2 separate regions of the Homo sapiens genome follow, and region 2 is linked to region 1. A link is an interaction called in ENCODE POLR2A ChIA-PET data of the cell type or tissue named here. Cell type or tissue: Panc1. All regions are shown on one strand. Links, peaks and the distances in the headings refer to the core of each region. The heading gives the core; the rest is flanking DNA. Region 1 overlaps DNM3 (dynamin 3). Region 2 overlaps DNM3 (dynamin 3).

Region 1 (5,381 bases), core at 68-5,067:
TTTCTGACAGTGGTTTTTAAGATCTATCAATGTAGGTATTGAGTCTGCCAGCAGGAGTTCATTGATTATTTTAAGCTGCCTATTTGTGTAACTTAATATAGATAAGAAAATGGTCCCCTTTGCCATTTTGGTATATCACTAAGTATAGATCTAGCTTCCTTTTCAGATATAAGGGAGTAGTAAAGAAAATACTTCTATAATCAACTTTTATTTTTATTAGAGCTATAAATATATATAGCTTTCTTAAAAGAAAAAGTCAGTGCAAAAGGCTTTTAATAGAAACAATCAGTCCCTTGCCCACCCCTCCTGACTCTTGATTATTGATTTCCAGAGGCTACCACTTACAATTCTTTTAGCTATTGATTTTGATAGTTACCTCCATATTTCTATGTAATCTGTTTATATTACTATTTTTTATTTTTCTTAGTTTTAGATACTCTCTTTTGACTTCTCACTGTAGAGAAGGAGGATTTAGCTGTCTTATATCCTTCTCCTATACTTATGTATACTCACACACTCACATATGCACTTATCCTCCTACATTCTACTAAAAGAATCATATTTTGCTGAATAAATTTTTATAATCCTGAAAATGTTATTCATAGCTGAGCTATGTGGTAAATTTTGGTTATTCTTTCTTCCATGATATTGTCTTTTTTGAGGTTGATAATTATCTCTGTTTGGTTTGTTTGCATAGTTTTCTGTACATCTATCACTAACGTATTCCCAATCTCCCCTACAGAAGTCTCAATCTCTCAGTACTTTAAAAACATTCTGGATTAGGTAGTTTTATGTTTATTTTCTTGGTAGAGGAAGAAATCTCTTCAGGACTCTCTGTTCTCTCATTCCCATAGATATCAATTGCTCTCTTGGTCTCATACTGGGATCTATACCATCCTGAAAACTTCCTTCTTTTCTTGGTTGTATTCCTGCTTCCTGGATCTCATGTCTTCCTCTTTATTAGTTTGCTCCCTTGTTTTGTAGAACACGTTCTTTAACAGCGTTCTTAAAAAGGTGAAAGGGAGGTAAAATATTTTGAGATTTGCAAGTCTGGAAATATCTTTTCCTACTGTCACGTTTATTGAAAATTTAGAATTCTAGGTTAGAAATGATTTTTCCCTCAGAATTTCAAAAACATTGCTCTATTGTTTTTTAGTTTCCAGTTTGCTGCTAGGAAGACTGATGCTATAGTGATTCCCAATCCTTTCTTTGTGTCTTTTCTTTAACTTCTCTGGAAACTTTTTAGTATCTTTTATCAGTTCCCAGTATTTTGAAATATTTTACTGATATGCCATTTTGTGTGTATGTGCATGTGTGTGTGTGCTCATTTCCTGTTTGGCACTTGTTGAGTTTGTTCAATCCATAAATTCCTATCTTTTACTTATAGGACATTTTCTTGAATAGGATCTCTCCAACCCCAAACTGTTTCTGTTTGATTTTCTCTCTTTGGAATGTCAGTTATTCAAATATCGAATCTTCTGGGCCATTTCTCTAGTTTTAACAATGTGGTTTTTTTTTTTTTCCTTGTTTACTTCTTTTTTTTTTCTTTCATTTTCTGGAACAATTCCTTGAGTTTTTCTTCCAACCATTTTACTAACATTTTAATTTCTGCTCTCCTATTTTCAGTTATTGAGATTTTTTGCCTGGTGTTTCTGTTTATGGCCTTCTAATTTTGTTCCATGAATGCAATAAGTTCTCCTTTCTCTCAGAATATTAGTAAAAATGATCAAGTTGTATTCTGTATTTTACATTATCTTTTTTTCCTTCAGGTTTCATATTACAATGTTTATTTGTTTTGGTCTCTGAGAATCTTTTTGGCTTTTCCTTCTTTCTTTTCTTTTCTTTTTAAATTTTCACAAAAGTTTCTATTGTGACCAACAATAAACATTCAAAAAAGTAATAATATCCATTGATTCAATATCCTTCAGAGAATAGAAACCATGTAAAAAAACTGTTAATTTTATAAGAATAGGTAAATTTTGGTATCCATATCTGACAATGCCATTACAAGAAGGGAAATTTACAGACCGTGATCCTTTTTGAACTAAATTTATATATCCTATTCAAAAATCCAGCTATATTTTATAAGGAGGTTATATAATGACCAAATGTGGTTTATGCAATTAATTCAGTATGTACTAATTCCTGAATAAAGAGTAATAATAGTCTCAGGCTGGCAAGCTGAATAGGAACAGCTCTGGTGTGCAGCTGCCAGTGAGATCAACGCAGAAGGCAGGTGATTTCTGTAATCCAACTGAGGTACCTGGCTCGTCTCACTGGGACTGGTTAGACAGTGGGTGCAGCCCATGGAGGGCAAGCCAAAGCAGGATGGGGTGTTGCCTCACCTGGGAAGCGCATGGGGTTGGGAAACTCCCTGCCCTAGCAAAGAGAAGCTGGGAGGGACTGTGCCTAGAGGAAGGGTGCATTCCAGCTCAGATACTATGCTTTTCCCACGGTCTTCACAACCTACAGGCAAGAGATTCCCTTGGGTGCCTACACCACCAGGGCCTGGGGTTTCAAGCACAAAACTGGGTGGCTGTTTGGGCAGACACCGAGCTAGCTGCAGCAGTTTTTTTTCATACCCCAGTGGCACCTGGGACACCAGCTAGACAGAACAATTCACTCCCCTGGAAAGGGGGCTGAAGCCAGGGAGCCAGGTGGTCTAGCTCAGCGGATCTCACACCCACAGAGCTCAGCAAGCTAAGATCCACTGGCTTGAAATTCTCACTGCCAGCACAGCAGTCTGAAGTTGACCTGGGACGCTTGAGCTTTGTTTGGGGAGGGGCGTCTGCCATTACTGAGGCTGGAGTAGGTGGTTTTCCCCTCACAGTGTAAACAAAGCCACTGGGAAGTTCCAACTGGGTGGAGCCCACTGCAGCTCAGCAAAGCCGCTGTAGCCGGATTGCCTCTTTAGATTCCTCCTCTCTGGGCAGGGCATCTCTGAAAGAAAGGCAGCAGCCCCAGTCAGGGCCTTATAGATAAAACTCCTATCTTCCTAGGACAGACCACCTGGGGGAAGGGGCGGCTGTGGGTGCAGCTTCAGCAGACTTAAATGTTCCTGCCTGCCAGCTCTGAAGAGAGCAGTGGATCTCTTAGCACAGCATTCGAGCTCTGCTAAGGGACAGAATGTCTCCTTAAGTGGGTCCCTGACCACCGTGCCTCCTGACTGGGAGACACCTCCCAGCAGGGGTTGACAGACACCTCATACGGGAGAGCTCCGGCTGGCATCTTGTGGGTGCCCCTCTGGGACGAAACTTCCAGAGGAAGGAACAGACAGCAGTCTTTGCTGTTCTGCAGCCTCCGCTGGTGATACCCAGGCAAACAGGATCTGGAGTGGACCTCCAGCAAACTCCAGCAGACCTGCAGCAGAGGGGCCTGACCGTTAGAAGGAAAACTAACAAATCAGAAAAGAATAGCATCAACGTCAACAAAAAGGACATCCACACAGAAACCCCATCTGAAGATCACCAACCTCAAAGACCAAAGGTAGATAAATCTATGAAGATGAGGAGAAAGCAGTGCAAAAAGGCTGAAAATTCCAAAAACCAGAATGTCTCTTCTCCTCCAAAGGATCACAACTCCTCGTCGGAAAGGGAACAAAACTGGAAGGAGAATGAGTTTGATGAATTGACAGAAATAGGCTTCACAAGGTGGGTAATAACAAACTCCTCTGAGCTAAAGGAGGATGGTTTAACCCAATACAAGGAAGCCAAGAACCTTGAAAAAATTTTAGAGGAATTGCTAACTAGAGAAACCAGTTTAGAGAAGAACATAAATGACCTGATGGAGCTGAAAAACACAGCACGAGAACTTCGTGAAGCATACACAAGTATCAATAGCCAAATCAATCAAGCGGAAGAAAGGATATCAGAGATTGAAGATCATCTTAATGAAATAAAGCATGAAGACAAAATTAGAGAAAAAAGAATGCAAAGGAATGAACAAAGCCTCCAAGAAATATGGGGCTATGTGAAAAGACCAAGCCTGCATGTGATTGTGTACCTGAAAGTGATGGGAAGAATGGAACCAAGTTGGAAAACACTTTTCAGGATATTATCCAGGAGAACTTCCCCAACCTAGCAAGACAGGCCAACAGTCAAATTCAGGAAATATAGAAAACACCAGAAAGATACTCCTTGAGAAGAGCAACCCCAAGACACATAACCGTCAGACTCACCAAAGTTGAAATGAAGGAAAAAATGTTAAGGGTAGCCAGAGAGAAAGATCGGGTTACACAGAAAAGAGGCCCATCAGACTAACAGCAGATCTCTCTACAGAAACCCTACAAGCCAGAAGAGAGTGGGGGCCAATATTCAACATGCTTTTTTTTTTTTTGAGACAGAATCTTGGTTTGTTACCCAGGCTGGAGTGCAGTGGTGCAATGTTGGCTCACTGCAAGCTCCGCCTCCGGGTTCATGCCATTCTCCTGCCTCAGCCTCCCAAGTAGCTGGGACTACAGGCACCTGCTACCACGCCTGGCTAATTTTTTGTATTTTTAGTAGAGACAGGGTTTCACCATGTTAGCCAGGATGGTCTCGATCTCCTGACCTCGTGATCCACCCACCTCAGCCTCCCAAAGTGCTGGGATTACAGGTGTGATCAACATTCTTAAAGAAAAGAATTTTCAACCCAGAAATTCATATCCAGCCAAACTAAGCTTCATAATTGAAGGAGAAATAAAATCCTTTACAGACAAGCAAATGCTGAGAGATTTTGTCATCACCAGGACTGCCTTACTCTTAAGAGCTCCTGAAGGGAGCACTAAATATGGAAAGGAACAACTGATACCAGCCACTGCAAAAACATACCAAATTGTAAAGACTATTGACACTATGAAGAAACTGCATCAAATTACAGGCAAAATAGCCAGCTAGCATCATAATGACAGGATCAAATTCACACATAACAATATTAACCTTAAATGTAATAAAAGGGTTAAATCACCCAATTAAAAAACACAGACTGGGCTGGGCACAGTAGCTCACACCTGTAATCCCAGCACTTTAGGATGCCGAGGTGGGTGGATCACGAGGTCAGGAGTTCGAGACCAGCCTGGCCAAGATGGTGAAACCCTGTTACTAAAAAATACAAAAATTAGCTGGGCGTGGTGGCATGCGCACATAGTCCCAGCTACTCAGGAGGCTCAGGCAGGAGAATCGCTGGAACCCGGGAGGCAGAGGTGGCAGTGAGCTGAGATTGTGCCACTGCACTACAGCCTGGGTGACAGAGCAAGACTCTGTCTCAAGAAACACACACACACACACACACACACACACACACAGAGAGAGAGAAATTGGATACAGAGTCAGGACCCATCCATGTGCTGTATTCAGGAGATCCATCGTATGTGCAAAGACACACATAGACTCAAAATAAAGGGA
Region 2 (5,381 bases), core at 300-5,299, 220 kb after region 1:
ATATCCACAAACATATACATACATTATGCTTATTGTTCTACATCAAAAAAGCCAACCAAAATTACAGGTTAAATTTAAGTAGAACCATATTACTGAGAAACTTTAGCTGATCAACAACATTAATGTGAGAGATTATATTCTTTTAGGAAACATAATTAGCTGATCAAAAGCAATGTGTTCAGGCATGGGTTCTTTGGAGACTGGCGTTCTCAGGCTCCCCTGTACTGGGTGACCCCACCAGTCTGCTGCCACTTTCATTCTGTTGGAATGAAACTTCCATCCACTCAAGGCATTGTGATGTCACTGGAGGAAAGTACATAACTGATGTATTGATGTCTGCCTCTGCCCTTTTTTTCATTACCATACTATAAATACATTACTACCACTTGGTGCAAACACAAGCACTAAAATTGAATGGTGGTGTCCAATTATAAAGTCATGCCCCAGACAGTTCAGCAAATCTCTTTTACTAATTTTTATTAGATACCAACACAAGATTTCTTTTTAATTCTCACAAGAACTCACAGACTCTGGGGGTCAGAGGACTACAGTTGGAGAAATACTGCCCTACACTTCCTGGTTTAAGGCTGGGAGAAGCTGTCAAGAGTTTTCATGTCCAACCTTGGATTAAGCAGCTACCCACTGGGATGACTTAAGGGCAACCTAAGCCAAGAACCTCACCCCTACTAATTTGCTAGTGTACATGAATAATTCATTCCTTGTAAATGGAAGGACTGAACGACTCAACTTAAATTCAAATATATTACCCAGGAAGAATAATTAATAAGAGTTTATTCTGTAGCAGGCATTAATTTATTCTAATTATGCATGAAACAAAGCCTAGGGGAATGAGACATGGGATAGGTGAGTTTTGTTATCTTCGTAAGTCAGCATGTATTAAGTACCTGCTAGTATCAGAGATCGGCAGAGGTAAGCATGCAGTCCCATTCATGGTACCTGAAATCCAGTTGGTAATACAGAACAAATGGAACGAGAGGGGAAGCTTTGTTGGGATATAAGAGGGAGAAACCTAGAAACTAGGCAGCAGCAATAGCAGCTGACCCAGGCCATCTCTGTTTGAAGCTAACAGAAAAACAAAGCTGCCTGAATGGAAGACTTCAGGATAAGAAAAAAAAAAAACACCCTTTCCCACTTTACAGTTTTCTAGCCAGTCTTGAGACCCTTGCTCAGTTTTTAATGTGGAAGAACATTCTGCCACAAAAGGCAAATGATTCTCTAATTGCGGAATTTTCAATTTTCAGTTTCTTCCAGAACTTGCCTTTTTCCCCAAGTACTTTCCTTGACCTCTTCTGCACAATCCACTGTGAGTGCAAGGGGAAGAAATAAGTACCCCCTCTCAGCCTGTAGTCACATCTTCCCTCTCTCTATATGGCTATGGACGCAGTCCCAGAATTCTGGATTTCTTGCATGTCTGCCTTTAATAAGAAAGCAGAGTTTAAATAGGCTCTCACTATTGTTTCGCTGCTTCACACCCTCCTGGTTTGCTATTGTTCATGTTCAATGTGTGTTTCTCTACTAGGTACATAATTAACTTTCTATTTTTCCCTCACAGTTCAAAAGCTTACAAGTATAAAAGCTTGCTGTTGTAAATACATTGAAGAGAGAACACCATACTGTGTTTATGGGTGGGAAGATGGCTAGAAAATTTTTTCCAAGGAAAAGGAAATAAACATGTATCCGAAGTCCCTGAATACACGGTCATCTGCATGGTCTCAAATCTCCATACCCTCTCTGAGGCATGAATTATCACCTCCATACAGGGAGAAGAGAAATCGAGGAACTTACAGAAGGTTCACATAGCTAGTGTCAGAGCTCCTATGTGAACCTCTATGTTAACTCCAAACCATTTGTCATTTCCTCTTGCTGCACTACCCCTCATGGGATTCCTCTTCCATGGTCTTTGTCTCCAGAAGCTGAGGATAGATGGGGCCACCTGAGCATGCAGTGAACACAGAGAGCACTTCTGGGTTGGGCAGCTTTAATTTCTCTCTAATGATACCTTCTCAGTTCATTCTCTGGGTTCTTGGTTATCTCTCTCCCCTCCGCTTCTTCTTTTCTCCAGCCCTGTCTTTTTTTTTCTCTTTTTTTTTTTTTTTTTTTTGTAGTGGGCAGGCTAGGAGGCATGATTAGGATTGATGGAGGAGGGGAACTATTCCAGTTCATTTATTTTTTCCCTGTCCAAAGCCCAGTTTCGGCATGGAGATGTGTTGGAGCCAGTAGTGGTGCACAGACCACCAGCTGTGCTTGCAGTGATCCAGCCAAATATCATCTTAAATACAGGGCTGAGTCTCAGAAGGCACATGGAAGGGGCCCCCTTTTCCCTATTCTATCCCAGACTCCTGTACTCCTTGGAACACAGGGAGAAGGGCTCTTAACTAAAGTACAAAGGGCATGGTGCCCAGCTCTGCTTTTCAAAGAAACTATGTTCCTCTCAGAATACACCTCACAGAATCACGTTACTGTCAGTGGAGGAAAAAACCAAAACCTACAACAGTTCAACAGTCAATGCAAAGGGCTTCAGAAACCTTCATTAATTTGGTTATTTGGCTGAATGCTCAGGCCCTTTGCTTTTCTCCTTAGTGCTGCCTCTTTTTGAGTGTTTCTTTGCCTCTTTTTGAGAGAGAGGGGAACATTCAGCTTTGATTTTTGTTTGCAGCTTGGTGACAAATGATGGGGGGAAATTTAAACCATTCATCTACTGAGTTCTGGGAATTGTCAGAGGATTTTATTTGTACAGTGATTTTCTGACCTCCATTTTCTCAGAGAAGTAAAAATCATGCTGCATTTGTAAACAAGGTACTTTTATTAAGTTGAACTTTTACAAACATATGGTATATTTAGCCAAAATAACACTGTTATTTAAGGCAAGTACATCCAAAGGGCTAGCATGTAGAATTATGTTTGATTAATGTGCACTCAAAAGCTGTTACACAGTAAGCATAATTTCAGTTTGTGGAGTGTCTTAAATTTACTTTGTAATTTAATGTGAAGCCACATAAGTCAGAGTTGAAAGACATTTGTCTTTGCATTTTAATAATAGAAATCCATAGCATGTTACATGGACTTTCAAGTAAAGCAATCACTATTCTAAACTTGAAAGTTTCTTTTTTTAAAAAATATAAATTGCAATGCCTTGGAGCACAAAAAGAAATAGGAAAATTCAACCATTAAGCATTTGAAATGGGCTAATTTGAAGTGCTTGAAGCGTGTTTTGCCATGCTGAGTAAATTTTTCCCTTCCTAGTAACTGAAAAAGTATAAAACACTAAGTATCTGTACTTAGCTCACTAGTAAAGAAAATTTAACCCATGAATAGTAGTACTGCTATTATAGAGGTAGTTTGTAAAAGTTTATGAACATGCAAACCACCAGGATTTTTTTTTCTGTTCTACTATTTTCTGTTGCCTTATTTAGTTTCTTGCAAAGTTGCTCAAATGCCATCTCTCTCACTCACACCTTGAATTCTCAATTTAAAATTTTTCATGCATGGTATTTATCATATATATGTATATATACATAGATGTGTGTGTGTGTGTGTGTGTGTGTGCACGTGTGTATTTCTTGGTTAGAAGCTCTTTTTGAGCAAAAAGTCCTGGAATTTCAAAACTGCATAAACGTATGGCATACATACATATTAATAATTGATTTGTGTAAGTTTTGACTCTTATTATGTGGGAAGTATTGCAGGGTAATGCCATTGTTCTGCTTTACTGGCTATTCATTTTTGCTAAGCCATAATAATATATGTTGACTAGATATTATTATACTATTTTCAATGTTCTTAATTGTCAACCACAGAATCAACTCTAGCTAGTTTAAGTAGAAAATAATTTATTAAGAGGGATAAATCACTCTGAGAATCATTGGGAGGGCAAACTTGCAGAACTAGGCTGAGTTTCCAGGAATGGCTCACAAAACAGAATTTCCTGGGACTGCCAAGGAGCTGTTGTCTCCACCAATCTGGAGGCTGCATAATCAGGAAGCCACTGTTCCACTGTAGCCTCTGGATCCAGAGCCCCATCACCTCTGCTGTGATTCAGGCCAACAAAACAGGTGCCACACACTCTGCCGGTCTCTCATTTGACTCATTTTTTGAAACAAAGTCTGGCATGACTACATCTGATTGGCAGAAAGTATATCTCATCTGGAACTCTGGCTGTAAGAGCAAGATTGGGAAGGGTGAGAGGATTTTGAATTGCACTCAAACATTACAGGGCATTGGAAGAAGTGTTGAGATAGCCCATCTTCAGAATCCACTCCAGTTAAGAGCCTTGACTTGTCTAATCTATTAAGATTCTGTGCCATTCAGTTGCTTGAAAATTGTTGGAGGAGTGTGCAGAATACAGAATCTTCCTATAAGGTGATCAGTCAGCAGCCTGGCTTTTTCATTGAACTCATGGTGTACAGGGCATTTCCCCTGAATCTATGAGTCCCCAGAGAAGAAGAGTTCACTATCTTTCCTGGTAGGGACAGGGAAGCCCATCTGGCTGCTGGCGTTCTGGGGCAGGGCAAGAAATGGGCTGAAGGACAACATTTTAGTATGTAGACTTTCACTAAACTCTCTGGTTTTGACCCCACCCCTTGCTGTTCACCCTGCCTGGTATCTCTCAGCCTGAAACTTCTTTGGTATAATTTCTCTAGGAAAAAAGCCTCTTGTCTCCTGCTGAAGGTAAGAATGAGTTGCCGTGAGTAGAAAAGGTAGTCCTGTGCCAACAATTGTCTTGTGTACTTCTGGTTTTTTTGAAACAGGATCTCACTCTGTCATCTAGGCTGGAGTTCAGTGGCATGATCTCAGCTCACTGCAACCTCTGCCTCCTGGGCTCAAGTGATCCTCCCACCTCAGCCTCCTGAGTATCTGGAATCATAGGCGCCACCACATGTGGCTAGTTTTTTAAAAAAAATTTTGGAGAGACATGGTCTCACTATCTTGCCCAGGCTGGTCTGAAACTCTTGGGCTCAAGCGATCCTCCTGCCTTGGCTCCCCAAACAACTGGGATTACAGGCATGAGCTCCTGTACCTGGCCTGTTTTGTATGCTTCTATACATGGACTTCTGTCTGATCCCGCTGCCACAACCTCACTACCATACCCACGCATGTGGGTACCAGGTGTCTCCAAGGACAAGAAGCCAAATGAGGTGGTTTCTCCTCCATTCTTTCCCCCTGTAGGTATTTGGAGAATAACCCTTTTCTTTATGCTAGGTCAACAAATCCTCCTTTGTCTCTTCTCTCTTAGAAAGCTTTTGAAAATATTTTGTTCACTATTTTTCCTCTCCCATTTCTTTGTTATTGTGGATTAATATCTTTTTAAATTATTTTACTATTATAATATCATAGTAGGTTTGGGAGAAGGAGAAGAGATA

Evidence for each region. Peaks named below come from ENCODE experiments on the same cell type or tissue, not always from the same donor. Only the 100,000 strongest peaks of a DNase experiment are listed, where the experiment ranks them.
Region 2: POLR2A ChIA-PET joins it to region 1 with 5 read pairs; 2 of 35 experiments call an interaction of 5 or more read pairs at or near these places.

Annotation. Positions count from the first base shown.
Region 1 is chr1:172,022,338-172,027,718 of GRCh38, forward strand. All of the region lies in intron 4 of DNM3 (dynamin 3), which reads left to right. Among named protein-coding and RNA genes, the nearest start is that of MIR3120, 110 kb to the right of the region's middle. In Panc1, for the core only: no CTCF peak of the experiment used is centred there; no DNase peak of the experiment used is centred there; H3K27ac peaks cover 545 bases.
Region 2 is chr1:172,237,699-172,243,079 of GRCh38, forward strand. All of the region lies in intron 14 of DNM3 (dynamin 3), which reads left to right. Among named protein-coding and RNA genes, the nearest start is that of DNM3OS, 96 kb to the left of the region's middle. In Panc1, for the core only: no CTCF peak of the experiment used is centred there; no DNase peak of the experiment used is centred there; H3K27ac peaks cover 4,074 bases.